Regions from separate parts of the Homo sapiens genome. Here regions 1, 2, 4, 5 and 6 are each linked to region 3. Evidence: chromatin loops called from intact Hi-C (ENCODE). Cell type or tissue: HCT116. All regions are shown on one strand.

Region 1 (5,000 bases), 340 kb before region 3:
CACCGGTAACTTCACTTTGGTACTCATCTTACAAGGGTTATCAGAATAGAAGAAAAATTTTTCTCTTCCAAATAGGCACTGACCATCATACTCAGGTATCTGAAGGTTCCAGTGCAATAGTGACTGTACCCAGGAAGAACTGCAGTCTCTACCTGAGACTGAGATGAGATAAGGTGTCTCTGCCTGATACGTAGTTGAAAGTGGAAATGGCAGCAGCATAGGAACCGGGGGGACTGTGGCACCTAGTGAAAGAAGAAGGGGTATTTAAAACCAGTGGCAATGTGCAGCTGAGAGAGCAGCACCTGTGAAGGGTGGCTGGTGGCTGGTAGTGCCATGGCAGCTGGAAGACAAACAGCAAAGGCAATGGCAGTGATAACAAGAGGTGCCCAGGGGAAGCAATGGCAGCATTATGTCTAGCAGGCACCCTATAGCTGACTTCACTGGTTGGAGAGCATAGATGTGACACCACATATCAGAAATACTTTGGGAAGGGAATGGGAATACATGAAAGGGAACTGAGAGGGTGGGGTTACTTTACAGTCTTGCATGATCAGATGTAAGCAACTGCTAACTTCATGAAGATGATCACCTTTATGGAGATCACGTAGATGAACCCCAGAGAATGGCAAGTCTGGGAAATCTGAACCAGTAATCAATACACCACAGGAGCTCAATTCGTGATAACATTCTGTCTCCTTTACCCTCTCCTTTCTATTTTAGGTAGACAAAGTAGACTCATATACTGGCTGTATTACCTGCATTAAATGATGACCGAGTGCACCAAATTGTATAATCATGGTTGTCTTTCTCAACCTGTTACCTGATTAGCAAAATGGGAATAGCGTAGCGTGCTCTACAGCTGAGAGATTGCGTAAGTAGATCATTGTTGCAACACTTGCACATCTTCAGCATTCAGCAATGTTAGTTTCCTCCCTCTCTGGATAACTGAAGAACTCTATGCAATTAGTGTCTCAGAACTGACAAGGAAGGAACTTTGGCTAGCTTAGCTGTGATAACTAGAAAAGTAGAAAAGACTGTGGACTTAGAGCAGGAGTTCCAGCTAAGAGTCCCCCCCAAACACCCCCACCCATAACATCTAAGAATTTATTTGATCCTTTCAAATAACTGTGATTCTCTCCCTATGATTAACATTTTATATAAGAAGAAGAAAAGGCTCAAAGTTTTAACATGGGTAAATTCAAGTCTGGGCAATAAGGCAGACTGAACTAACACAATCTGTTATGTTCTTCTCTCCTGCCCAACTTCCACCTTTTTTTCAGATGATAAAATATGCATAACAAAGAATTTGCCATATTGTTTTTAAGTATACTATTCAGTGACATTAAGTACACTCCCATTGTTGTGCAACCATCACCACCACCCATCTCCAGAACCTTCTTCATCTTCCCAGACTCAAACTATACGAATCAAACCAGAACTCTCCATTCTTCTCTCCCTGCAGTCCTCACAACCACCCTTCTATATTCTGTCTATGAATCTGACCACTCTACGTAGTTGACATAAGTAGAATCATACAGTATTTGTCCTTTTGTGACTCGCCTTTTTCACTAAGTATAATGTCTTCAATGTTCATCCATGTTGTAGCATTTTTCAGAATTTCCTTACTTTTTTAAGGCTGAACAATATTCCATTGTATGTATATACCACATTTTGTTTATCTGTTCATTCACTGATGAACATTTGGGTTGCTTCCACCTTTTGGCTATTGTAAATAATGCTGCTATGAACACGGGGGTTTTACAAATGTCTCTTCAAAATCCTGCTTTCAATTTTTTTGGGTATATACCCAGAAGTGAAATTGCTGGATTGTTTGACAGTTCTATTTTTGATATTTTGAGGAACCACTATACTGTTTTCCATAGCAGCTGCACCATTTTATATTCTCACCAGAAATGTACAAGAGTTCCAACTTCTCCATACCCTCACCTTATTATTTTTCCTTTCCTTATCCCCCCTTTTTTTCTCTTTTGATAATAGTCACCCTAATGGGTGTTCTGGCTAAGAATTTTTACCAGGGCTTTCATCACTGTCTAATGAGGAGTGAGGGGAAGCTACCAAAGAATCACAGAGCACTTACAGCTATTTGTTGTTTGCAAATTGCTAGTTATATTTAAGTTAACTTATTCATCTAAATGCAGTTCATTAAAAAAAAGTGGTTCATTTTGTCCTATTTGTCTGTAGATTTCCAGTTAATAGTATCTGTTTCAGTTATTGTTTTTTAAAAAGGTATCTGAAGTGGATATATTTTTCTGGATTGCATTTGCAAACAAAATTTAATCACTTTATACAGTCCAACTGAGTGTTTCTGAGGTGGGACAACCCAACCAGTAGATGACGCTCGTGCCATTTGATTACATTTTACTGGCTAATGTCATGTATCATCCTCCACATTTTGTCTGGATTTCAACTGTAGAGAGCAAATACTCGGCCGTAGCACATAAAACCTTTCTCCAACCTTAAATCATAAGAATATGGTAAATTCAAGGCAATTTTACCAACAAATATGACATCTCTTCTTATAAAGATTCAGAATTTATAATCGTATGTTCATAAAGGTATAAATAAAATGGGTATTCATTACATTGGTTACAGATGAACAAAATGGAATTTAAAAGAATTACAAGATGGATGTCTTGAAGACCTCCAGAAAGCATAGTGAAGTGTCCTCTGGTAATGTCACATTCCAGAATGCCAGCTGTTTACTGGCTGTGTGTGACTCTAGACAAGGAATCTTTGTGAAACTTTTTGGGAAAAAAAGTAAAGTAGGGAATACAATGCATATCCTCTAATGATGAAATAAAACATTGCTGAACAACATCGAGTGTCACAGGCCTCCCAGAATAGGTGCTTGTTCAACGTTAGCCCTCTTTTCTCTCCACCCGACACTTTATCATCTTTGTTATGTGACAATTAACTGGAGGAAGATTTCATCTCAATTATCGTATTTCTTCCCTTTTCATTTTCTTTGGCACAGAAAAATTTAATGTTTACCTTCAAAGCATGAATTGGTGTGTATGTGTATGGGTTCTCCCCAGGAGACAATTTAATATAATTAATAACTTCAAAATCATTTGGGTGATGTGAAATATGCATAGTTATTACAAGCCAGTGTGTGGCAGGGGGAGGGGTAGATGGCTGTTCAGTAGGAGGCAGAGGCAGATAACATATGTGCAAATGGAAGTTAGAAACCAGGCAACCTTCCGAGAGTGAAGGCTGCCAAGTCAGTCTCAAACAACTTGCACCACTCAGGTGCATTCATGCCCAACCCAGAGAGGACTGTGGGCTTGGTGCAGATGACTGGCTGAGCTCCTATCAGAGCCTCTTACTTCCAGCTTCAGGCATTTGTGGAATAGCAATGTAGGTGTGCTGGCTGTGAATAAACTTGGGTTTTGAGCAGCCACATTAACAAGCTAGAATCAACAGGGAGAATTTGCCATAATAAAGCACTTTCCCAGTTGTCACATTGTACTTTTTAAAGTGGCAAGTTTTTCCCAGTGTGCTCCAAATGTGATCAGATTTACAAACAGCTGATTAAAAAGATAGGATTTTAGAGCTGAAAAGCACCTCCGAATTCATCTAATACACTATCTTCATTTTACAAATAAAGAAATAGAGGTTCAAGGGGAGAAATGACTTGCCCACTGTCAGGAACTGAACAAGTAGGAATTCCCAAGCTTCTTAACTATCAGGAAAGGGCTCAGTCCAGAAGGCCACACCAGTGATTTCTTAAACCAGGATTCCTATGTGGTTTATCTCAAAAAGAATTGCTATTGTATTCCCAAACTCCTAGCCTATCACAGAGCTGTTTCCTGATAATTTTACGGTCTGGCCATAAATGTTTTGAAGTAGATACTCAAAAATTCACCAAGCAAATCTACGTTTCATCATCATCATCATCACCATCACCACCATCATGTTTCACACTTACACGGTGCTGATTATGTGGCAGGCACTAACTAATGTAAGAATTTTACATAAATTAACTCACAAAACCCCAGTGAGGGAGGTACCATTCTCAATATCTTGCAGATAAACTGAACACAGAGAAGCTAAACAGCTTGTCCAGAATGTACATGGTTGATAAGTGATGGATTTGGGATTTGGACCCAGCCAGCCTGGCTCTGGAGTCTATGCACATAACTGCTATGCCATATTTCCTCTCAAACAACTGCTATCCTATATTACCACTCCACTCTATGATTAGGATGAGGAGATTTTCCTGATGGTCATATTAAGATAATTTGTTGAATCTGCTTTCCGACCCTAATTCCGTGAGTGAGAGGTGTGGCAGGGAAGAATAGAGCCCCAAAGATACCAGGTGTGATCTACACTTGATCTTAGCCAAAAGGCCGAGAAGCAATACCAGGTGTGATCTAAATTGCATTGCAAATGCTCCATGCACGTAGCCATGGTAGAAAGGGTACATGTCAAATTTGCTGGGGTTTTATTACACTTCAAGAAATATAGCATTCTTTGATTACTTTAAATATAGGTCTTCAATATGGAAAGAGTAATGCAGTCTAAGTAAAACTGAGCAGTTACTTCAAGTCAGGTACAACAAGCAGGTTATTATTTCAAAAATGACATTTTAATTACCACCAGGAGGCCATTAGAAATGCATTCTGGCAGTTTGCTTGGTTCCTTTGGAAAGATAATATTGACAAACTGCTATGAAACTGGAGTTCAGAAAACAGTGTAAATTGAGATCAGGAATAAAACAAACATTTGCTTGTGTACCCTAAAGCAATGATGAACAATTTAAAGAGAGAAGACAAAGTTGAAATTATATTTTTCTTTCTTAGGGAGAGGCAGAAGAGGGAGTAGTTTTGCAGGAAGACTGTTGTGTTCCTAAATTTATTACCTATGTGAATTACTTGATGTATTTAGCATAGCAATTTGAAGCTTCAGCCATCCAAGCACAAGTCACTGAGGAGCTGAGTGCCCTGGAACGCTAATTCTGCCTTCTTCTCCATGCTAGG
Region 2 (5,000 bases), 980 kb before region 3:
ATTGTAAGAAAGCAGACATGTCTGTACTTGAAATCAGTGGAATGATAATGAACAGAGTGAGTTTTTAAATTTTATTCTTGTAGTTCAAGGGTAAGACTTAGTAATTATATATAAGATAATTACTGGAATATTATATTAGTAACCTTCTGACCTCATTTCTTCACCCTGAAAAAAAAGTTACATGTGTGTATTTGTTTCTGTCTGTAATTTAAACAGTGATTTGTCACCAAACCACTCTCATCTTCTAGTGTTTTCACTTATCTGACCAAGAATAGATGATACGGTCTATAATTTTTCTCTTTTATCTTTTTCTTTCTTTTGAAATTCAGGAGCTTGTTAGATATATACAGGTGTTAATAAAGACTTTTCTTTGGACTAGAGATTGTTGTTACAAGAACTTTAAAAATAAAAAAATAATTAAAAAGACTTATTTTTCTGTATCATTCTTACTGGTTCATTTGTTTAATAGGACTTAAGACATGAAAAAATCAAACTAGTAAATTTGCATTCATACTTGCTTACCTACTTAAATATATAGAAGTAATGCAGATAGTGGTAAAAGTCTTGAGTAGTTCAAAGAAGTCTAATTGAAATACTGTGGATTAAAATTTTATTTTCTATTATTTCTTTTTTCAGATAATTACTGATTTTTAAAATGTGTTGATTGGCCGGGCGCGGTGGCTCACGCCTGTAATCCCAGCACTTTGGGAGGCTGAGGCGGGCGGATCACAAGGTCAGGAGATCGAGACCATCCTGGCTAACATGGTGAAACCCCGTCTCTACTAAAAATACAAAAAAATTAGCCAGGCGTGGTGAAACCCTGTCTCTACTAAAAATACAAAAAATTAGCCGGGCGTGGTGGCGGGCGCCTGTAGTCCCAGCTACTCGGGAGGCTGAGGCAGGAGAATGGCATTAACCTGGGAGGCGGAGCTTGCAGTGAGCCAAGATCACGCCACTGCACTCCAGCCTGGGCGACAGAGCGAGACTCCGTCTCAAAAAATAAATAAATAAAAATAAAATAAAATAAAATGTGTTGATTTCTCTGGACTTGTTTTTAACTTGCAATTTCTAAATTTCTTTGGTGCATTATTGTGCTTGAACTCTTCTCCACACTTTGTGTAAGACAGGAATTATAATAACTGGGTCTAGAAATTGATAATACTCCCTATAACATATCTCAGTGTGAGCAATTAAAAGCAGTTGACGGGGAAGTCTCTGGAATCTTGGATCTAGTTTGTGCTCTGTAACTTAATTACCTGTGAATTGGCAGATCACTTAACTTACAATGGTCTCATTTATCTAATATATATTATAAAAAGTTGGCTACATGATAGTTAAGATCTCTTTTAGTTCTGCCAGTCTAGCATACTGGAAGCTTTTATATTGTCCCATTATCTAATTTCCTTTTTTAAAATAATTCCCTCACCTTTTTCCCTTTCTGTTTAATTTCTTCTTCCTTCTATCATCTCTCTTCTAAAATGCTTTTAGAGTTTAAGGAGACACTTATTTATATATTGGACTATTCAAAGAGAAATGTAAGCGGCTGGGTGTGTTGGCTTATGCCTGTAATCTCAACACTTTGGGAGCTAGAGGAGGGATGATCGCTTGAGCCCAGGAGTTAAAGACCAGCCTGAGCAACATAGTGAAACCCTGTCTTTACATCTCTACAAAACCCAAAAAATTAGCTGGGGGCGGTGGTGTATACCTGTAGTCCCAGCTACTAGGAATGCTGAGTTGGGAGGGATCACTTGAGCCCATTATTGTGCCACTGTACTCCAGCCTGGGCAATAGAGTGAGACCCTGTCTCAAAAAAAAAAAAAAAAAAAGAAAACAGAAAGAAAACCTCAAGTTACAAATGTACAAACGTATGAAATAAGTGTAATGCTGAGTTTTTTCTTCAATGAACTGAATTTCAGTGGATATGAGATCTCATTCTCTTTAATATTGCAGTATTTATGAATATTTCTAACTTGAAATAATGAAATACATAAATTTTTTTCAAGATCTGGATGACAGTCCTTTTGCCATCTACTTAGTAAATTAGCGATCTGATAATTGTTTTTAAGATCTGAAGAATTAATGACATTTTATATGTAGTAGGCTCTCAAACTTGAATGGGATTCAAATTACTCAGAATGAGTATATTTTAACAAATGATTTCATATTGCTATAAATAATTCTACTGTAGATAAAATTTATGGTATAATTTTATTTTTCTTTTCTCTCTCTTCCCCTGGCTCCCTCAAGGTGAACAGCCATATACCAGGAATAGGATACCAGATTTTTGGAAATGCAGTCTCTCTCATACTGGGTTTAACTCCATTTGTTTTCCGACTTTCTCAAGCTACAGACTTGGAACAACTCACAGCACATTCTGCTTCAGAACTTTATGTGATTGCATTTGGTTCTAATGAAGATGTCATAGTTCTTTCTATGGTTATAATAAGTTTTGTGGTTCGCGTGTCTCTTGTGTGGATTTTCTTTTTTTTGCTCTGTGTAGCAGAAAGAACTTATAAACAGGTGGGTATAATGTAGACTTCCGAATAAGAATATTTTATCGTTTTCATAATATTAAAAGTATTCCTGAAGTACTTTATTATTTCATTATATCATTTTTACCTAATTATTTTTTATTTTGCTTTTATAGTACCTAACCAAATAAAATCTTAACAATTCATATTTTGTTAATTTTGTTTTTCTGTGGTAATCTACTTGAAAATTAATCCTCATCTTAATCTTTTTTAGCGATTACTTTTTGCAAAACTCTTTGGACATTTAACATCTGCAAGGAGGGCTCGAAAATCTGAGGTTCCTCATTTCCGGTTGAAGAAAGTACAGAATATAAAAATGTGGCTATCTCTCCGTTCCTATCTTAAGGTAGAATGGGAGTGATAAAAGTAGCTTTAACATGCTGGCCCTTTCTGATAGTTCCAGTTTCTTTATCAATATATATTTGTCTCTAGATGTATAGTAACCAGCTTTTACTCATTCAAAAACTGGATTAGGGATTTTGTTTCTACTAGCCTGGTTGTCACAAGCCAGCAGAGGGAGCCCACTACTTAAAAAAGAATTTAAAAAAAATAACCAATGAGTTTCCTCACAGAAGTGACCTATTACTATTTTAAAATATTAGTTTGCAATTCAGTGTCATTCTTTTCATGTCATTATTTTCCTTTAATCTTTTGAGTAATTTTCCTAATTATGGAAGTATGATATAAAAACTCTGGAGGGAAGAGGGAAACATCTAAATTGGTTTTAGGAAAACACTTTTTTTCTGAGGATTACTTCTTGTTATTGCATTAAGTAGCAGTAGAATGTCATTATATATGGAGTAATCATGCAAATTCCAATGATATTTATTCACAGCACTGTCTGTATCTTAGTAAAGTTGACCTGAAGACCAATCATCCTCTGACATACCTAGATCTTTAATGCTTTATATTTTGAAATAATAATCAAAGAAGCCCTAATAATAATAATGCCCTATTTCTCTACTCTTATATTTAAAAAATTCATTGTTCTGTTTATTAATTTAACTTGTTAAATTTAGCTTACTTAGTGTCACTGCTGCAAATTGGCATGGATATTTTTTTCCTATGACATATCTGTTGTATGGAGGGATGAATCTGATCGCTTGAATTCGTCCAAAATTTCCTCCATTGTCAACCCTAAGCAGGTGTTACATTCTTTTGTACATTGATTATTTTATTCCGTAAACACTTATTTATGTTAACCATGTGCCATTCATTGTTGATGAGATGAAAGCCCCTACCCTCATACGTAAGCTTATACTTCAGTGAGGGAATGTAAGCCCAGACCTAGGAATTATCCTAGTTTAATCTCTAGTCTCCAATTTATCACCAATTCCTATCTTTTCTGCTCCCAAAATATATCTTGAATCCATTTGCTTCTCTTTGTTCCATTTCTGCCACCCTCATTGAAACCATCAATCATCTTCTACCTCATGCTACTTCAGTTACCTCTTACCTGGCATTCCAGCATTCACATTTCTTCTTTTCATTCCTTTCTTCAGTCTGCCACCAGTGATCATTTAAAAATGTATATTTGGCCCTATATTCTTAAAACTTTTTGGAGGTTCTTCATTTCTCTTAAGATAAAGCACAAAATCTTAACAAGGTTTATAATGCCCTTTATGATCTAAGTTCTCCCTTATTCACCTGTCTTTTGTTTCATTTTGAAACACTCTCCTTCCTAGTCCACTACATTCCAACCATTTTAGACTGCTTCCGTTCTTTACATGAGCTGTGATCTGTCCTGCTTTATGTTCTTGCACATGCCCTTCCTTCTACCTAGAACACTGCTGTGTGCCATCATGCCCCTGCCCCTCCCCCTTAGTTTGGTGTAAATATCACTTCCTTAGGGAGATCTTCACAGGCCCGCACTCCTAACCCTCAAATCTAAATGAAGTCTCCCTGCCAAGTATCTCAAAGCATCCTATGTCTTTCCCTTTTAGCACTCATCACAATTTATCACATATATCTGTGATTATTAACTTGATGTCTCACTCCCCTCCTAGTTCCTGTGAAGGTAGAGGGACCATGTGTTGTTCTCTGTTGTATTTGTAGCACCCAGCACAGTATCTAGTGCTAAGCAGGTGCTTAAGAAATATTTGTCGAATAAATGACTTGTGTTTGACAAAATGAAGTATTTGAAAGTTATACCAATAATTTTATGCTATATAAATATAGATACCCTTTTAACTCTGTTGCAATTCCTCAGGAAATCATAACACTATCATTAAAATTTGCCTAACAAATTAGGTATATTCAACATTGTGGGCTGTGATCAACTGATGGTGATGAGTCAACACCTTTATTGAAACCATGGAAATTATCTGCTGATTAGTAAATATATTTTAAAATGTTTCCTTTTCTCCCTTCCACCCACACCCTGCAGCGTCGAGGTCCTCAGCGATCAGTTGATGTAATAGTTTCATCTGCTTTCTTATTGACTATCTCAGTTGTATTTATCTGTTGTGC
Region 3 (5,000 bases):
CAGGCTGGTCTTGAACTAGTGACCTCAGGTGATCCGCCTGCCTTGGCCTCACCAAATTGCTGGGATTATAGGTGTGAGCCACTGTGTCCGGCCCAGATTTTAATATTCTAATACCATTGCCTCCAGAGCCATCACCTTTAACTACATGGGAAAAACAAATTCTTCCTTTGGCCATGAAGAAATATGATTTCCTACGTTAGACTGAGATTATCACCAAGAAAAAGCAACAGACATGCTTTATCAGTTGGTTCTTAGCAAAGTTATGCCATGGAGTACACTTGATTCTTTCTTTCTTTCTTTCTTTCTTTATTTTTTATTTTTTATTTTTTTTTTTGGCATCAGATTATTTCTTTTTTTTATTATTATTATACTTTAAGTTTTAGGGTACATGTGCACAATGTGCAGGTTAGTTACATATGTATACATGTGCCATGCTGGTGTGCTGCACCCATTAAGTCGTCATTTAGCATTAGGTATTTCTCCTAATGCTATCCCTCCCCCCTGCCCCCACCCCACAACAGTCCCCAGAGTGTGATGTTCTCCTCCCTGTGTCCATGTGTTCTCATTGTTCAATTCCCACCTATGAGTGAGAACATGCGGTGTTTGGTTTTTTGTCCTTGCGATAGTTTACTGAGAATGATGATTTCCAATTTCATCCATGTCCCTACAAAGGACATGAACTCATCATTTTTTATGGCTGCATAGTATTCCATGGTGTATATGTGCCACATTTTCTTAATCCAGTCTATCGTTGTTGGACACTTGGGTTGGTTCCAAGTCTTTGCTATTGTGAATAATGCCGCAATAAACATAACTGTGTATGTGTCTTTATAGCAGCATGATTTATAGTCCTTTGGGTATATACCCAGTAATGTGATGGCTGGGTCAAATGGTATTTCTAGTTCTAGATCCCTGAGGAATCGCTACACTGACTTCCACAATGGTTGAACTAGTCTACAGTCCCACCAACAGTGTAAAAGTGTTCCTATTTCTCCACATCCTCTCCAGCACCTGTTGTTTCCTGACTTTTTAATGATTGCCATTCTAACTGGTGTGAGATGGTATCTCATTGTGGTTTTGATTTGCATTTCTCTGATGGCCAGTGATGATGAGCATTTTTTCATGTGTCTTTTGGCTGCATAAATGTCTTCTTTTGAGAAGTGTCTGTTCATATCCTTTGCCTACTTTTTAATGGGGTTGTTTGTTTTTTTCTTGTAAATTTGTTTGAGTTCATTGTAGATTCTGGATATTAGCCCTCTGTCAGATGAGTAGGTTGCAAAAATTTTCTCTCATTTTGTAGGTTGCCTGTTCACACTGATGGTAGTTTCTTTTGCTGTGCAGAAGCTCTTTAGTTTAATTAGATCCCATTTGTCAATTTTGGCTTTTGTTGCCATTGCTTTTGGTGTTTTTGACATGAAGTCCTTGCCCATGCCCATGTCCTAAATGGTAATGCCTAGGTTTTCTTCTAGGGTTTTTATGGTTTTAGGTCTAACGTTTAAGTCTTTAATCCATCTTGAATTAATTTTTGTATAAGGTGTAAGGAAGGGATCCAGCTTCAGATTTCTACATATGGCTAGCCAGTTTTCCCAGCACCATTTATTAAATAGGGAATCCTTTCCCCATTGCTTGTTTTTCTCAGGTTTGTCAAAGATCAGATAGTTGTAGATAAGCGGCGTTATTTCTGAGGGCTCTGTTCTGTTCCATTGATCTATATCTCTGTTTTGGTACCAGTACCATGCTGTTTTGATTATTATAGCCTTGTAGTATAGTTTGAAGTCAGGTAGCGTGATGCCTCTGGCTTTGTTCTTTTGGCTTAGCATTGACTTGGTGATGAGGGCTCTTTTTTGGTTCCATGTGAACTTTAAAGTAGTTTTTTCCAATTCTGTGAAGAAAGTAATTGGTAGCTTGATGGGGATGGCATTGAATCTATAAATTACCTTGGGCAGTATGGCCATTTTCACGATATTGATTCTTCCTACCCATGACCATGGAATGTTCTTCCATTTGTTTGTATCCTCTTTTATTTCATTGAGCAGTGGTTTGTACTTCTCCTTGAAGAGGTCTTTCACGTCCCTTGTAAGTTGGGTTCCTAAGTATTTTATTCTCTTTGAAGCAATTGTGAGTGGGAGTTCACTCATGATTTGGCTCTCTGTTTGTCTGTTATTGGTGTATAAGAATGCTTGTGATTTTTGTATATTGATTTTGTATCCTGAGAATTTGCTGAAGTTGCTTATCAGCTTAAGGAGATTTTGGGCTGAGACAATGGGGTTTTCTAGATATACAATCATGTCGTCTGCAAACAGGGACAATTTGACTTCCTCTTTTCCTAATTGAATACCCTTTATTTCTTTCTCCTGCCTGATTGCCCTGGCCAGAACTTCCAACACTATGTTGAATAAGAGTGGTGAGAGAGGGCAACCCTGTGTTGTGCCAGTTTTCAAAGGGAATGTTTCCAGTTGTTGCCCATTCAGTATGATATTGGCTGTGGGTTTCTCATAGATAGCTCTTATTATTTTGAGATACGTCCCATCAATACCTAATTTATTGAGAGATTTTACCATGAAGTGTTGTTGAATTTTGTCAAAGGCCTTTTCTGCATCTATTGAGATAATCATGTGGTTTTTGTCTTTGGTTCTGTTTATATGCTGGATTACATTTATTGATTTGTGTATATTGAACCAGCCTTGCATCCCAGGGATGAAGCCCACTTGATCATGGTGGATAAGCTTTTTGATGTGCTGCTGGATTCAGTTTGTCAGTATTTTATTGGGGATTTTTGAATCAATGTTCATCAAGGATATTGGTCTAAAACTCTCTTTTTTGGTTGTGTCTCTGCCTGGCTTTGGTATCAGGATGATGCTGGCCTCATAAATGAGTTAGGGAGGATTCCCTGTTCTAGGATCAGTGCCTATTGCCCAGGAAAAGCCCAGTCGTCTTCTCATTTGTTGAACAACAGTTCCCCCTACTGGAATACTTGCTGAAATCCCTTCTACATTATTATTATTATTACTACTATTATTATTATTATTATTATTAGGAACAAAGCACTGGATTTTAAATTTAAAGTCCCCTACTTTTACTTCGAGGTCATGCTTTAATAATTGTGCTCTCCAGGTTGGAGGAATCCTTCAAAAGTTAGATAGGGAAAGGTGCTTTATTTTGACATGTGATTTGGCCACTGAAATTAACCCTAAAAGATAATTAGAGTCTTGGTTTAGTGGCCAGGGGTCAAGTCTCAAATTTCATGTCTGGATTGAACACATTTTTATTTTAAGTAATTTAGCTGTGCTCCCTTTTACGCATCCCAAAATATATTGGCCAGAACTCCAGTGGGAAAGCGACCTTGAGTTTGCAATGGCAGTTCAGGATTCATCACACTAATTTTTCAATCCCTTTGATATGACTTTAAGCCATTTTATAAAAGATGAAACTATTTGATATAAAGGTAAATGATTTCTGCCTACCAGATATTTATCAGCACTGTCTGAAAAGCCAGGTTACAGATATTTGATATACTTTTAAAGTTTGGGAAATTGGTTCTATTTCTACCAGCATGTGGAATTTGTATGCCTCTCTATTAAATATTGTAGATATTAGTCATTCTGAACTTTCCATCATTCATCTTGCTATTCCCCTTCTTATATACTAACCTCGAATCCAATAGGTCTCAAAGTGTGGCCTAGGGGACTCCTGTATGGTCAAAACCATATGCATGCTAAGATATTAATTGCCTTTTTAGCTTTTATAAAAATGGAATTTTCCAGAAGTGTGTGATGAGTGGTATCTCCACAGATTAAATGCAGAAGCAAAGGTAAGAATCCATTGGTCTTGCTTCTATTAATTTAGACATTAAAGAGAATTGAAGAAAATATTTGTTTTACCTTGCAAAATGTATTTTTCAAAAAATATTTATGTTAAAATATAATGGCTTATTATTATTTAAATAAATTAGTAAATATTTTAATAATGCATCAGTTTTAATTTCTAATGTGGCAAATATTCATTAGTATAACCCATAAAAGCCAAAGCTTATTAAAGCCCTCCATAACTGCTAAGAGTGGAAAGGTGTCCTAATACCAAACATTTGAGAATGATTGCTGTTCACATTACATGCCCATTGCTTTTTTATGACCCTGCCTAGTCACTGTTTTTGACTAAAATACTGTTCTCATACTTTTCATTTTGTACATGTAAATCTTCACCGCTATTTCAAATCCAGCCGAATTTCTACCACTTTTGTAACTGTTCTGTTCACCCCTACCCCAATGTTTCTCTCCCTCATCTGTTAAGAGTTCCAATGAGCTTCTCTCACTCCATTAATCCTTTTTCAACTTTTTAATTACAGTTTATTTTTCTTTATGACTGCTCTTTTATGTTAGCCTTGAAGATCCTTGAAGAAATTAAAAAGCAGAGTCTGCTTATTATTTGTGGATTTTCTCTCCCCATTTCCAGAACTCCATATAATGCCTAGTAAAAGCAGGTAGCAGATAAATACGTTCTGGGTATGCATCCTACAGATCTTCCTCCTGAGTTCAAAGAATTCTTTCTAAACCTACTGCAGATTTGATTCAGTGCAAACAATGAATACAGAACCATCTCTAAGCACAATCATGAACAGACAGAATTGCCTGTAGTTGCCTCCAGTCTCCCAGTTGCCCTATGCCATCCATACAGTTCCTGTCTTTCTTTCCTCTTCCCATCCCCTTCAAGATTCCAAATGCCCTTCCCAAGATTCCTCCTGCCCAAGAACCTCGTTAAATAAAGTTTGAAAAACACTTCACATAAATTGGCCAAAAAACATAAAGCCTCTTTTATGGTCTCAAATTTTTATGGAATGAGGATGGACATAAAGAAGAAAATAAACTAAGAAATGAGTTAATGATTTATTTTTTCTCTGCAGTACTTACATTTTAAATAGAGACCATGGGCCAGTCTCCTTTTGTAATTTAAACTGTGTAGGAGAAATCTTTGTGTTTGGTGGGGAAAAGGTTTTTTTTTTT
Region 4 (5,000 bases), 1.3 Mb before region 3:
TTCTGGGTCTTCGTTACACAGCCTTAAAGGCCAGAAATTCATGTTTTCATTCTGGCAAATAGAGAACTGCAAAGGCTTTAACCCAGATTTTGGCATATTTCCACTCAATAAGCAACCCTTGCATATTGTGCTAAACATGGAAAGTAGATCTAGTTTTGAACATAAACTGTATTTTTAACAGATTTGCTGCAACCTGTTCCCTTGTCTCCAAGGTGCATAATTCCTATAAAATATGCAAATGACCAATATTCAGATCGTAAATAATTTGACCAGTAAAAGCAGCAATGCTTGGGTAGCTCAAGGAGATAGTCTCTCTGTTCTAAAGTACGACAAATCTGAGCTTTGTTGAATTAGTGGGGGAAGGGAATTCCAAAGATTCCAGTCATTTTACATTTTGTAGAGATAACGTGGCATAAGTGCTGTTATCATGACTTAATGTACTAGTATTTGTAACTTTAGAACTCTTGCCAATACTTCAAAAAGAACATATTTTTAACTTCTACAGATTTATACCCAAACAGCCAATATGAAGTAAACAAGAAAACAATGTATATTTCTCCTTAAAATATGTTTTTCTGAAAATCAAGGACCAAGGAAATGTTTTTCTGATCACAAAATTCTACAGTAGGATTAGCAGTTTAATGAAAATTCAAATGTACAAACTTTCTGCACATTTGCTTCTAAATTTTAGCTTTGTCTATATACAACCTAGAATATTTCTTTTTCTTTTTCTTTTTGAGACAGAGTCTCACTCTGTCACCCAGGCTGGAGTGTGCAGTGGAGCAGTCATGGCTCACTGCAGCCTTGACCTTCCAGGCTCAAGCAGTCCTCCCACCTCAGCTTCCCGAGTAGCTGGGACCACAGGCGCATGCCACCACGCCCAGCTAAGTTTTGTATTTCTCAGTAGAGATGGGGTTTCGCCATGTTGCCCAGACCGAACTACTGGGCTCAAGCGATCCTCCTGCCTCGGCTTCCCAAAGTGCTGGGATTAACAGGCATAAGCCACCATGCCTAGCCTAGAATGTTTACAATATCTTCCAAAACAATGTGAAAATTGTTAAAGTGATTTAAATAATTTTCTGTATTAGGCTAAGTATTTACCTTTCTCATTGTATTTGAAGGAAGTACACAGTAACATTTTGCATGCAGTTTCTATGCTAAAATTTTTAAATACCAGGATAATACATAGGTATTATAGTTTGGAAGATATAGAGATTAGCTGATGTTAACGTTAGGAAAGAAGGGTTTTTTTGGTTTGGTTGGTTGGTTTTTGTTTGTTTGTTTGTTTGTTTGTTGAGATGTAGTCTTGCTCTGTTGCCCAGGCTGGAGTGCAGTGGCATGATCTAGGCTCACTGCAACCTCTGCCTCCCGAGTTCAAGCGATTCTCCTGCCTCAGTCTCCCAAGTAGCTGGGACTACAGGCATGTGCCACCATGCCCGACTGATTTTTGTATTTTTAGTAGAGATGGGGTTTTACTCTGTTGGCCAGGGTGGTCTCAAACTCCTGACCTCGTGATCCGCCCGCCTCGGCCTCCCAAAGTGCTGGGATTACAGTCGTAAGCCACTGTGCCCAGCCTAGGAAAAAAGTTTTTTAAAATTAAGACTCTATATGTACACATTTCACTGTTTCAGAAAAGTGAAATGCAGTTTATAAGGAATTTTCTGTTGCCATTCAGAATAACAAAATATTCTTAGATCTTTTCAACCTAAAATGAGTAGTCCATTTTAATAATTATTCTACCTACCAATATCACTTTCCATGTAATAGAAATAAATTGAAATTCATAGGTAGAAGCTTTACGTTTAGACTTTATTTTCATTTGAATTGACTTGAATGTAAGGCCAGAGATTTTTGCAAGTTGGATTCTTTGACTAAGGATTCAAAATATTGATAGCTTTTAGCAGTTTGAGTGGCAGTAGGGATTGGAAATGTCATCTAACTCTTTTGCCATTCCACCAGAAGAGGGCAGCAAAGCAAACCAAGAGGAAATTTATGGGTCAAAAAATTTAGAAAAGTCACTCGAAATTCAGAGAGCTTAGTACAAAAGCTTGTTTGGGTGGCTTCAGTGTTTGGGAGTGTATATGAAGTCCCTACTGCCAGAGGCCCCATAGACCATTTTGCAAGAGGCTTGAGCAAATCTTAAAGCTTAAATATATGTTCCTGCAGACTGAGGCCTGTCAAATAAAAATCATTGACCTTGTTGAATGCTTTCCGTGTGCTAGACACTGCTAATCTCTGTATACATATTTATTCAAACTTCACAAAAACCTCATGAGGTAGACTGTCTTATGAATGAATCTGAAAAATACAGACTTTAGATAATGTTTATAAAGTCACACAAAGTAGTACAAAGCCACAATTTAAATCTAGCTCCTATTCTAAAATCCTCACTCTTAACTACTGACCCTATTATATGCTTCTACATTTCAGAGAAGATAGGAATACAGGCTTTAATGGATAAGAAACATATGTGCTAGTTAACTCAGTTGAAAAAGGGGCTAGTTAAGTCAAGGGTCACTGATAAGCTTTATTTTATTTTATGATTTATTTATTTATTTGAAACAGTCTTGCTCTGGCGCCCATGCTGGAGTGCAGCGGCATGATCTGTGGTCACTGTAACCTCTGCCTCCCAGGTTCAAGTGATTCTCCTGTCTCAGCCTCCCAAGTAGCTGGGAGTACAGACGCCTGACACCATACCCGGCTAATTTTTGTATTTTTAGTAGAGACAGGGTTTCACCATGTTGGCCAGGCTGGTCTCCAACTCCTCACCTCAAGTGATATACCCGCTTCATCCTCCCAAAATGCTGGGATTACAGGCGTGAGTCCAAGACACACACACACACACACGCACACACACGTGTGTATGTATGTATGTGTGTGTGTGTATATATATATATATATTGTGTGTAATTTTTTTTTTTGAGACGAGACTTTATGGCCAGGCTGGAGTGCAGTGGTGCAATCTCGGCTCACTGCAACCTCCCCCTCCCGGGTTCAAGCGATTCTCCTGCCTCAGCCTCCTGCGTAGCTGGGACTACAGTCACACACCACCGTGCCCAGCTAATTTTTTTTTTTGTATTTTTAGTAGAGACGGAGTTTCACCATGTTAGCCAGGATGGTCTCGATATCTTAACCTCGTGATCCGCCTGCCTCGGCCTCCCAAAGTCCTGGGATTACAGGTGTGAGCCACCACGCCCAGTCCCCAAGACATATGTTTTAAAGCCTATGAGTTCGCCAGGCATGGTGGCTCACACCTGTAATCCCAGCATTTTGGCAGGCCGAGGCGGGTGGATCACCTGAAGTCAGGAGTTAAAGACCAGCCTGGCTAACATGGTGAAATTCCATCTCTACTAAAAATACAAATATTAGCTGGGTGTGGTGGCAGTCCCCTGTAATCCCAGCTACTTGGGAGGCTGAGGCAAAAGAATCGCTTGAACCCGGGATGCGGAGGTTGCAGTGAGACGAGATCGCGGCATTGCACTTCAGCCTGGGCAAGAGAGCAAGACTATGTCTCAAAAAAAAAAAAAAAACAAACTTCTTGAAGCTGGGCGCAGTGGCATGTGCCTATCGTCCCAGCTACTCAGGAGGCTGAAGTGGGAGGATTATTTGCGCCCAGAAATTTGAGGCCACAGTGTGGTATATCATCTGTCAATAGCCACTGCACTACAAACTGGGCATCCTAGCAAGAACCTGTATCTCCAAAAAAAAAAAACTTGAAAAGTGATTAAGACTATCCACGTGTTTTTTCTTACTGTTTCTGTCTACTTCCTAATCTGCAGATCTGCAAATGGAATAAATGCAAATGGGATAAATGCAAAATGGAATAAATGTCTGGCAGAAGTCAGAATCTGGAATTTTTACCAATTTTGTCCAATTTAATTTTACAGTCAACTTGATCAGCTACTGAGGTGTGTTGGAAGTCATAGCCACAATATTTTGCAGCTCCTCCCATCAAGGTAGTGTTTGTTTTCCCAGCCCTAGTATTTGAGCTGGCCTTGTGCCTTGCTTTAACCAATAAAATGAGCAGATGTGTTTCTGGGCTGGTTCTGAGACCTTAAGAGACCTTCTGCTTCAGTCTCTTGGGGTCCTGCTGGCATGTAAAGAAGCTCAGGCTAAGCCATGGACGGATGAGAGACCACGTGGGGAGATTCCCAACAAGTCCCAACCCACATCACATGGAAGAAAGTCATACAGCAGCGCCCTCATGCAGAATGGTGAGAAATCATTAAGTGTTCTTTTAAAGTTATGTTTTATAGTAGGTTTCTAATTTATTATTTTTTCAGATGTAGAGATGGGGCCTTGCTATGTTGCCCAGGTCGGTCTTGAACTCCTGGCCTCAAGCAATGTTCCCATTTCACCCCCTCATCGTGCTAGGATTACAGGCACGAGCCACTGCACCTGGCCTACGGTAGTTTATTATGCAGCAATGTATGACACAAACAATTACAATAATGGAGAACAGAACATAAGTTAAATCTACAAATATTTCATGTAGATTCTACTTTTTTCCTATCCACTATCACTTTTCCACTGTTTGTAGGTGTATAAAATCACCTTGTGTGTCCCTTCTCTTTTCCTTTCCACAGCACGGTACTGGTAATGAACAGCAAAAATGTCAAAAGGCTGTAGCTAAATGCCAAAGAATTTCCAAAGTCTTAAGCCTTAAATAATCAGAAATGTGCCTGCATGTTTGATAAAACTCTCTAAGAAGCTCTTAAGTCTGGGAAAGCATTTACCCAGACTGTAAAATAGAAAGGCATTCTAATAGTCCTTTTAGCAATTATGTTTTTTAAGGCTAGAATGATATATACACATAATGATTTTTATTGTGAAAGTCTTAAGCCCATGATTGGGAGTTAGCACAAGTCTAAAAATCCTTCTTTTTTTTTTTTTTTTGAGACAGGGTCTCACTCTGTCACCCAGGCTGGCATGCAGTGGCCCAGTCTCGGCTCACTGCAACTTCCACTTCCTGGGTTCAAGTGATTCTCCTGCCTCAGCCT
Region 5 (5,000 bases), 790 kb before region 3:
ATGGGAAGCAGATGTTCAGAAAACATTAGAATCATTAAAAAGGCCAGTGAGGGGTTTATATGCAGAGGTGTTTCTGTGAGTTGTTCTGTTTTTGTTTGTTTGTTTCCCACGGAAAGCGAGAAAGCATCATGGGAACATGTCTTCATCTTTCTCTTTAATGGCTGAACCCAACCCAGGCTCCCTGTTATATACAAGTCACAATAAGAAGACAATGTTGTTCTTATGACAGTCTTTTTCTGGAAGTTCAAAGTGTCTTATTCATTAGTCTATGATGCCTATCTCTAATGCTATGTGTGGAATAGAAGAACCTCATTAGATTGTGGGTAGGAGGATGTAAGGTTGTTATAATCAGTAAAAATGCTAATTTATTTTATTTTTGAGACAGAGTCTCACTCTGTCATCCAGGCTGGAGTGTAATGGGAACGTTCTCAGCTCACTGCAACCTCCGCCTCCTGGGCTCAAGTGATTATCCTGCCTCACCCTCCCAAGTAGCTGGGACTACAGGCGTGTACCACCACAACCGGCTAACTTTTGTGTTTTTTGTAGAGGTGGGGTTTCACCACGTTGCTCAGGCTGGTCTTGAACTCCTGGGCTCAAGCAATCCTCACACCTCGGTTTCCCAAAGTGCTGGGATTATAGGCGTGAGCCACCACACTGGCTGCTAATATTTACTAATGCCTACAAATCCTTCAACATTCTCCCTACCTCCACATCATCATCATTCTCTGAGCCATGACTTTTGTGGTTCAATGGACGTCTGCAGCCACCTCCTAACTGCTTAACCTGCATTCACCCTGCCAGCCTCCTGTCTGCGCTCTGCAGGGCAGACCGAGAGGCCTTCTTATAAAGCAAATCCAATGATAGCAGTCCTCAGCTGAAGACCCTTCAATGACTTCCCGCTGCACTTAAAGATCAAAACATTAAGTAAGCATGCTTACAAGGCCCTTTAGGGTGGGCCCCAGCCACCCTCACTGGCTTCATCTCACATCATACTCTTCTCCTTCTGCCACCCCATATATTGGCCGCATTTCCATCGTGCATACTGCAGGCTTGCGCCTGCCAGGGGGCCTCTGAGTAAGTTCTTCACTCTGGACTCTCTTTAACATGCTCTTCAGCTGTTAAGCCCTACTCATCTGCAACTGCTCACCATTTCTGCAGGAAAGCATCTCTCTTTGTGAAGGACAGACACTCAGCTATCTTTACTAATAAAACCATATCTATAACACACACAACCTCGAAATCACACAAAGGTATGCACGGCGATTTCTACTTTATAAAAGTCTCTCTCTCTGCCTGTCCTGTGCTGTCCCCAAATACTCCCTCCTTTCCCCACCCTATCACCTCTCAGAATCACAAAAGTCAGAGGAAATTTTACCTATTTTCGTGTCCTTGCAGCTGAAGTGGTTGAGGTGGTGCTGGCTGGGCGATGGGGCTGTTGGGGGTGGCTGGGCTTGGCTGGGCCAGGGGACTCTGCTGTGCCAGGGGACTCTGCTGCGCCATGGGACTCTGCTTCTCTGAGCTGGGTGCCGAGGTGGGGCTGTTGAGCTCTGCGATGGAGAACCAAAGCGGCAGATGCAGTCAGGTTAGTGTTGATAAGGGGAAAGAAGTGACTAGAGGCAGTGACTTTGCCTCTGCTGATGGCTCAGGCTTTGGTTATTTCCGTTTCTGCTAGGTTTTTAGATAGCAGGTTAATCTTATCAAGTTCTAATACCATTTCTGATATTTGTATTCTTTCATTAATGATCACTGCAGAACAAGGCTATGAACAGTATCTTGTCATTCTGCCAGAAGAAAAGATTACCAAAAAACCTCATAAAACTATGAAAAAAATTATTCAAAGGACTAAGCTCTAAAACATACTCTATTTTTGCAGCATCGCTTGCTGAGAGAAAATGGATCCGCCACCAGTTTTTGCTTGTAATAAACAGCCTGAAGAGTCTTCCAAAGTGTGGATAAGGAATGAACCATAAAAAGAAAAATGTTTTTTACAATCTTTTCCTCATCCCTTGTCAGTCTTATTGCCTCATAGCCCACTGGACTCCACACTTTTCCAGAAAGAAGAAAGAACCCTGGACACAGGAAGAGTCACAAAACTATTCTATTAAATAATTGCTTCTGGAATTCTTTGCTAATAACATCAAATTTTCAACTGAAATTGACTCTATATATTGGAATAAGGGCCCAACAGACACATTCCAGACTCAGAAAACTGAGAAGCGTTTAGATTTTCAGCGAGCAATCTTGTTTGCAGTTAATTTCCATTGAATAGCTTATACATGTTGGTGTCTGGAGATAGTAGGTTATAAAGCAGCATGGCCATTTTCTTTTCTCTCTCTCTTTTTTTGATTGGGTAAGAAAAGGGAGGTGATCTATTAGCATTCCCCTATGAACTCTTCTTCCCCCCCCTTTTTTCCCCACAGTCCAAATCTTTTAATTCCTTCTCCATTTATATCAGGGTTTCCCAGACTCAGCACTGTTGGCATTTTGGGTGGGGTAATTCTTTCCTGTGGACGGCTGTCCTGTGCATTTTAGGATAGTTGGCAGCATCCCTGGCCTCCACCCCCTAGATGCCAGCAGCATGCCCACCTCAATCAAGACAGTCAAAAATGCCTCCAGACTTTACCAAATGTCCCTTGGGGGGACAAAACCACCCCCGTTGAGAACTACTGTTTTATATTTAAAGTCAAGTGGCTGTTTAGCCATTTGCTGCCTACATGTCAGATAATCCTAAAATGGAATTGGGGGCTGAATAAAACAGAGGGTACCAAGTTGAGTGAGCCCATCAGCCTCTGTGTGGGACACTCATCAGTGAGCTCCAGAAATGGAATTCTTCAATATCGTTGATGAGTCAGCAGCCAGAAACTAGTCATGAACCCACTGTCTCTGGAAATGGTGAATTTTTGGTGCAGTGATGTTCACAGCTCCATGACCCCTTAGGGCATGGTTATGAATTGTGATGTTCACTACTCTTTTGAGCCTCAGGGGGGAGTCCTTGTACAGACAAATTCAAAAGGCTCAGTGGGAATTTTAAATTCTTATCAGATGCAACATTTTCTAAATGAGCTCTCCTTATACCACAAAACTTCACGTTTTCAAAATCAATCTGACTTTGAGGAATCCTCTAGAGATTTACTGTTAACATAAATTTTTTTTTTCAGATTTGTAACTCTGTCACCTCTGTTGAATGAATTCTGACTTAATATAACCATAAAAGTGGGGGCCCACAGGGAATGATTGAATAACCTGGCGTCTTGGAATTCACACTATTTAGCCTGCAATGTCACATAGCTTGACCTCTGAATGAAACAGGTACTGAGTAAACAAGATATGGATTGCAACTGAGTGTGAGTTTTTGCAAAAGTGGAAATAATAATCAACCTCTGACACTCTGACACCACAGTGACGGCAGGCAGGTGCACTCCGCGACCCTGGCGGGCAGGCTGAGAACACCCGGTGAGTGTGTCCATGTGTTGGCCGCCTCTCTGCAAGGCTGCCTCAGGCACTCACCCTCCTGAGGAATGATGCGAAGGGTGACACTAAGACCTGCATCCTTGATGAGCTTCACGATGTCAGCGTGAGGCATGTTGATGATAGACTGGCCATTCACTGCTAGGATCCGGTCTCCCACTTTTAGTTTTGCACAGCGATCTGCAGGACTCCCATCAATGATGCGTCCGATTTTATGGGGCACAGCTAAAAAAACCCCAACAGAAATAGGTATCAGGGACATCACCAATACATGTTCTTTCAGTCCCAGCCCCAAAGGAAACAATGAAATGTCAGAATTCCTTCCTTCGTCAGTGTATTTGCCTTTTGAAATCACACTAATTTCTATCAAATGGGGTCCTGTGCATACTACTGAGACCAAAGTTTCTAAATTCAAGTCCTTTGCAGTGATAGGCCAATTCCAAACACAGACCAGGGGTTCTCAAACTTTGGGGTGATCATAATTAACCTAGAGTTAAAAAGACAGCTATTTGGGCCTTACTGGGGACTGTCTGAGTTAGAATGTCCAGGCAGGAGGCGAGGACCATGAATTTCTAAGAAGCTCCTAGGGAGATTCCAATATATATGAGTGTTTGAGGACCACATAGAACTTTGTGCCCCATGAGCTCATATTCTAGGGACAATAATCAATAATTTAAGAAAGCTACAATAAATGCCAGAAATTCAATTTCTATCCTTTTATTATTTTATTGAGAGGAGAAAACAAGGAAGGAAAGAAATATGTGTTAAATGGGTAGTAGCCACTTGGTAAAGAAGTTATAACCACCTTCCCACTCATGTACTAAGCTATAAAGGTTGGTGTGTTGTCACATCTTACCTCTTCTTTTTGATTTACTTTTACATGGTGCTGATATCTTGCTAATGTCTGATACATAATGCATTTATTCAAATCTACAATGCCATGGATGGTAAGACACACCTTTATTTTATATGCCACGGGAAAAAAAATAAAAAGAAACACTGCTAACTAAATAATGATGCTCCATTGATTATAAGATGCTCTCCAACTGTCAAAATATTAAAATATAAAAATGTTTAGGATTGGTAAAATGTTATACGTCTTTTAAAAACAATGTACACTTCTTTTCTTTCTTTCTTCTTTTTTTTTTTTTTGAGATGGAGTCTCACTCTGTCGCCCAGGCTGGAGTGCAGTGGCGCGATCCTGGCTCACTGCAAGCTCTGCCTGCCTCCTGGGTTCACGCCATTCTCCTGCCTCAGCTTCCCGAGTAGCTGGGACTACAGGCGCCCGCGACCACGCCTGGCTAATTTTTTTGTATTTTTAGTAGAGTCGGGGTTTCACCGTGTTAGCCAGGATGGTCTCGATCTCCTGACCTCATGATCCGCCTGCCTCGGCCTCCCAAAGTGCTGGGGTTACAGGCTTGAGCCACCATGCTCGGCCTATTTTCTTTTTACTGTTTATTTATATGTGTGAGGAGAGCCACACACATGGGAATACAGATTTTTCCTAGAAGGTTGACTTCAGTGTAAATGTT
Region 6 (5,000 bases), 410 kb before region 3:
ACATAATTGCAGTCTTCACATGGTATTTTCCCTGTGTGCACATCTGGGTTCCAATTTCTTCTTTTTATAAGGACACCAGTCATACTGGATGAAGGGTCTACCCCTACTCCAGGATGACCACGTCCTAACTAATTATATCTGCAATGATCATATTTCCCAATAAAGTCACCATCTGAGATACTGGGGGTTTGGACTTCACCATATGAATCTGGGGGTGGGGGCACAATTCAACTCATAAAATGGTGTACTGGATCAGTTCACTGTGCAGTCCACTGAACCAATATTTAACATCTCAAGGACTGCAAATTATTGTTTCATGCTATATCATATTTGTTTCCCTGATTAATATGGAAAATAGAAATTAACTTTGCTGCATTTTAGATAATATATCTTTCTTCTGTATCGGCTTAAATTTTTTAAAAATGACATATATTGGATATTGTGTAAGTTGTTAAGAAATTACCCGTTAAGAACCGAGCAAACTTCGTAATAATGGGAGGGAAATAACCAGACCTTACACGCCAACCAAGCTTGCCTGTGTCAGCTACTCCTGCGAGTATTCCTAGTCCCATGCAGCCTGATGAGAAAAATGTGCATGTAAGCATGCTCTCGCACACATCATATATATATCAGATCTGTGGTTTGAGAATTTCTGGACTATTTAAATTCTGACTAGGGAGAAGGAGCCAAATAACCCATGCATGTTTTACCTTTTTTATAGTGGCGTGAAGCTATATTTGATTAGGAAGTGGCTAAGTAAAATTGTCCTTTTTGACTTTTAAGATGCATTTCTCAGTATGCTTTTATTGTTAAATTGAAAAATAGTCTTTTTTTTTTTTTTTGAGACGGGGTCTTGTTCTGTCACCAGACTGGGTGCAGTGGCGATCTTGGCTCACTGCAACCTCTGACTCCCAGGTTCAAGTGATTCTCCTGCCTCAGCTTCATATGTAAAATATAATGTTTTCCTTATTTACTGCTAAAACGAACAGACTTTATCAAACACTGACATTTTTTGTGCATTCCCCATTGCGTTTCTGTGTCTCTTAGATGTCGTTCAAACCAGAACAAGAATTTTTTTTTTTCACTGACAATAAAAACAAAGAATATTTCAGTAAAGAAGAAACACCTCTTCTTAAAGGATGCTAATGATGTAAAAATTTTCTGTGGGACTAGGACTGTTAAATAGAATTCCTAGAAATTCTATAGAAACATTGGGGCACGAAACAGACATTTATAACATATAGTCTTATAAACAATGATCTATAAAAACATATTTTATTAATACCTACACTTTAACTGTTGTGAAGAATTAAGAAATTTAATTCCTTTCATCTTGCCTGCCCTGAGGGTTTTGTTGAATTCAGTAAATATAATTTTCTCCTTTCCATAAGAAATTCAGAAGGGCTCAAAGATCTGTACATAGTGCAGGAACTGAAAGCGTTTAATTGGGAGAGAATAAATGTATGTATTTGTGCATTTAGTTCAGTCCTTATAAATTCTATGGTTCTGGTACAGTCTAAGGTTTTGATATTACAAAAATATGCATGGCAGCCATTCCGTTTGCTTTCTTGTTTATTGCCCTGCCAGTATCTAACATGTTGCTTCTCAGGTACAAGACCAATGATAAGTTAGAATGTCATGGTTTTCAACGTTCCCACCCAGTTTCATTAAAGAATAACCAGAAGCCAAGATAAAACCATCTCAAGAAGAAGAATACACATTTAATATCTTATCCATATTTTCATGTGACACAGTCTATGTATACAGTTAACATGCAGCTTTCTGTAACTGCCGTCTTTTGAAATGAGGGAAAATAATTGATTTGTTTTTAAGGTAGATAGAAAAATTTATTCCTTTAAACTGTCATAAAGTTTGAATTTCCAAAATTTATTTTACCCTGTGATTTATATTTATAATGGCTATGTGACAACTTTTAAGAAATCCAATAATTTTTTCTCCTTGTCTTCATATTATTTCTTTGGAAGTAGGCATGGCTGGAAAACATTTAAGCTGAGAGAAAAAAAGGATCAGGGAACATATTTGTAGTTCATAAAGAGAATAGGAATAATTTGAAATGTAAACTTTTTTTACGTTTCCTTTAAAAATTCCCCGATAACAACAGTCTCCATAAGAAGCAGTAGAACGTAATAGTTAAGGCTTGTGTCAGGCCACCTAGGTTTGAATCTGTCCTTTAAAGTGGGAGGTTGAACAAGTTATTTAATAACTCTGTGGATGCTTCAATTTTCTTAACTGTACAATGGGGATAATGAAGTTACCTACCTATAAGGATTAGATGAGACTTATCTATAAAGTGCTTAGAGTAGTAAACTGCTAGAATATAGTAGGTGTTCAGTAAATGTTGTATATTATTACCACTGAATTCTATTATTTATAATACTAAATAGAGTAGTTAAATTGGTCAAGCAATTTAAATGATTTCTGCCTACAGAAACAAAAGGTATGGTCAATTTTCTATAATTTTTAGATTAGGGGTTTTCAAAAAGTAATGCAAATGTCAGAAAAGGATATACATAAAGGTGGTATTTCTTCTTTAAAAGGTGTTTGCATCAATTGAGCTTTTCTTCCTCAATAGAGACATGTAATGGGGTTAAGTAATTTAAAGGAGGAAAAGCAATCTTCAGAAACCATGCATTCTTTTCAAGTTCTCTATTATGTTCTCTAGAGTTCTGCATTTGCTTTTGTTGGGCACCAGGGGCTGCTACCGAGCTACAAACTTGGCATCACTTTGGCACCTTTGAGAGCAACTGATTTAAAGCAAAATCAGAAACGCAGCTCCCCAATTTTATACTGGTCCAAAGCTTGGTCTTCTCATATACCCCCAGAGCAACTTTGGCTTTCTAGTCTGCTTATAACTGACTCCTCCTCACTCTGGTTTCTGCTCATTTGTGGTAGTGGCCACTGTGTTGGATGTGGTGGGGCTTAAAGATTTCTCCATGCTTTTGTGCAAACCCAATAATCCCATTAAAAAGTGTGTTTGTTATATTGATCTAAGGTTTTATTGGATTGTGGTGGGAGGACTGTTTGCTTCACTGCTGGAAGCTGGCTTAGAATTTGAACTACAGGCTCTTGTAAATAAATCAACACTTCAGGGTTGATATTTGGACAAAAGAAAAATATGATTGTGTTGATTTTTATATATGGGAAATTATGATTATTTTATTTCTAATATAATTATTTGTAAACTTATATAATTGATTTTTCATCGTGGCTGTACTATAGATTATACTCTGTAATGAAAAGTGTAGGACACATTTCAGTGTCTTCAGAAAGGGAGCAGTCACGCATTCTACACAGTCAGTTCATCAAGAAGTCCAGATTGTCAATTATTGCTCAAAGAATGCTCTTATCCATTTTCTTACTTTTCCTAAACCTTCTAAAATGAGAAGAATTCTAATATGGGTACTAAAATATTTGCACATTGTATAGTGACTTTTTTTTGCTCACCATCTTTTATATATATATATATAAATTTTTTTTTTTTTTTTTTTGACACAGTGAAACATGCACATGGTACAAAATCCAGAAACACAATGGAGGAAAACAGTGCAAAGCAAGCTTTAAAATCCAGGGCTCTAGCCATCAAGTTAGCAGTAATAATTATCTTTGTGACCCTTCAGAGATTTTTCTATGCAAATTGATTATTGACTTTTAGTCAGTTTTTGACTCTTCGTGCTCTGAAGTGGTTCTAAGTGCTAAAAAAAAATTCATTATAATTAATATATAAGATATGAGGCTGGGCGCAGTGGCTCATGCCTGTAATCCCAGCACTTTGGGAGGCCGAGGTGGGTGGATCACAAAGTCAGGAGATCGAGACCAGACTGGCTAACACGGTGAAACCTCGTCTCTACTAAAAAAAAAACACCAAAAAACAAAAACAAAAACAGAAAAACATTAGCCGGGGGTGGTGGCGGGCACCTGCAGTCCCAGCTACTAGGGAGGCTGAGGCAGGTGAATGGCGTGAACCAGGGAGGCGGAGCTTGCGGTGAGCGGAGATCGTGCCACTGCACTCCAGCCTGGGTGATGGAGCGAGACTTCGTCTCAAAAAAAATAAATTAAAAAAAAAAAAAAAGGTGTGAGTATAAAGAGGGTGTGGCCTTTAAACAGTGTGGCAAATATATCTATACCATATTTTTGCAGATGTAAACAACCGCTTCCCTTTATTATTTGAGGCCAGGGAGAAAACGTAAGTCTAGAAGGAGATATTAGAATTAGGGAAAGTTAGTGTAATGGTTAACTGTGCTTCTGATTTTTGGGATGATACCTCAATCCAGGAAGCAGAAATCCCCAAGCCTGTGAAGAAATGATTTATATATGTAATTTTTTAGAATTTATTTTATTTTTGAGACAGAGTCTTGCTCCATCGCCCAGGCTGGAGTGTAGTGGTGCGATCTCAGCTCACTGCAACCTCCGCCTCCCGGGTTCAAGCGATTCTCTTGCCTCAGTCTCCCGAGTAACTGGGACTACAGGGGCGTGCCACCACGATGGGCTGATTTTTTTATTTTTAGTAGAGACAGGGTTTTGCCATGTTGGCCAGGCTGGTCTTGAATTCCTGACCTTGTGATCCACCTGCCTCGGCCTCTCAATATATATGTAACATTTATAAGCAAATTACATCTCTTCTATTCAGGGTCTAGCCAGGGGTATGTGAATTACTGAGAATGCATATTTCGTGCCTCACAATTATTTTTCTTCTATATCTAAAACCCATAATTAGTTACAAATTGTTTGAAGTACTAAAAGAACAATATGGAAAATTATGAAAATAGAAAATTCAAAGTCTGTGGGTAGAAGGTGACAAGGAAAACATTTCCTAAAACTAAATTGAAAAGAATCACAGAAAGATTAGTAGAGGAAATTATTTTAGATTAACAGGGGAGAAGAAAATATCTAAAGATATTTATCATAAAGAAACAAGTCCCCCAAATTCTTAACAAACTTTGGGGTGAAAGAAACTGATACAAATGTTGACATACTTAAAA

Evidence for each region. A loop is a pair of places that touch in the nucleus more often than their neighbours do. Peaks named below come from ENCODE experiments on the same cell type or tissue, not always from the same donor. Only the 100,000 strongest peaks of a DNase experiment are listed, where the experiment ranks them.
Region 1: a loop joins it to region 3, with 10 times the contacts of the local background. A loop is called at or near these places in 9 of 110 quality-filtered maps.
Region 2: a loop joins it to region 3, with 12 times the contacts of the local background. A loop is called at or near these places in 6 of 110 quality-filtered maps.
Region 4: a loop joins it to region 3, with 8 times the contacts of the local background. A loop is called at or near these places in 2 of 110 quality-filtered maps.
Region 5: it touches region 3 in a loop (2.5-fold over the local background); 8 of 110 quality-filtered maps call a loop at or near these places.
Region 6: it touches region 3 in a loop (7-fold over the local background); 19 of 110 quality-filtered maps call a loop at or near these places.

Annotation. Positions count from the first base shown.
Region 1 is chr7:78,585,287-78,590,286 of GRCh38, forward strand. All of the region lies in intron 3 of MAGI2 (membrane associated guanylate kinase, WW and PDZ domain containing 2), which reads right to left. Among named protein-coding and RNA genes, the nearest start is that of MAGI2-AS2, 420 kb to the right of the region's middle. In HCT116, a CTCF peak has its summit at 2,353 (motif pointing right); a DNase peak (open chromatin) is centred at 2,305; H3K27me3 peaks cover 312 bases.
Region 2 is chr7:77,937,783-77,942,782 of GRCh38, forward strand. PHTF2 (putative homeodomain transcription factor 2) reads left to right here. Exons shown (of 19, transcript NM_001395272.1): 12 at 1-56; 13 at 2,248-2,520; 14 at 2,746-2,877; 15 at 4,918-5,000. Among named protein-coding and RNA genes, the nearest start is that of DDX3ILA1, 50 kb to the right of the region's middle. In HCT116, a CTCF peak has its summit at 3,050 (motif pointing right); a DNase peak (open chromatin) is centred at 3,050.
Region 3 is chr7:78,921,841-78,926,840 of GRCh38, forward strand. All of the region lies in intron 2 of MAGI2 (membrane associated guanylate kinase, WW and PDZ domain containing 2), which reads right to left. Among named protein-coding and RNA genes, the nearest start is that of MAGI2-AS2, 85 kb to the right of the region's middle. In HCT116, no CTCF peak of the experiment used is centred here; a DNase peak (open chromatin) is centred at 2,971.
Region 4 is chr7:77,649,784-77,654,783 of GRCh38, forward strand. LOC105375363 (a long non-coding RNA gene) reads left to right here and starts at 3,558. Exons shown (of 3, transcript XR_927695.3): 1 at 3,558-3,956; 2 at 4,076-4,214. In HCT116, a CTCF peak has its summit at 1,974 (motif pointing right); a DNase peak (open chromatin) is centred at 1,938.
Region 5 is chr7:78,131,514-78,136,513 of GRCh38, forward strand. It overlaps MAGI2 (membrane associated guanylate kinase, WW and PDZ domain containing 2), which reads right to left. Exons shown (of 22, transcript NM_012301.4): 17 at 3,508-3,693; 18 at 1,376-1,547. Among named protein-coding and RNA genes, the nearest start is that of DDX3ILA1, 140 kb to the left of the region's middle. RefSeq lists enhancers at 2,957-3,458, 3,459-3,958. In HCT116, a CTCF peak has its summit at 2,986; a DNase peak (open chromatin) is centred at 2,968; H3K27me3 peaks cover 67 bases.
Region 6 is chr7:78,508,062-78,513,061 of GRCh38, forward strand. The region is part of intron 4 of MAGI2 (membrane associated guanylate kinase, WW and PDZ domain containing 2); the gene reads right to left. Among named protein-coding and RNA genes, the nearest start is that of MAGI2-AS2, 500 kb to the right of the region's middle. In HCT116, a CTCF peak has its summit at 2,712 (motif pointing right); a DNase peak (open chromatin) is centred at 2,740.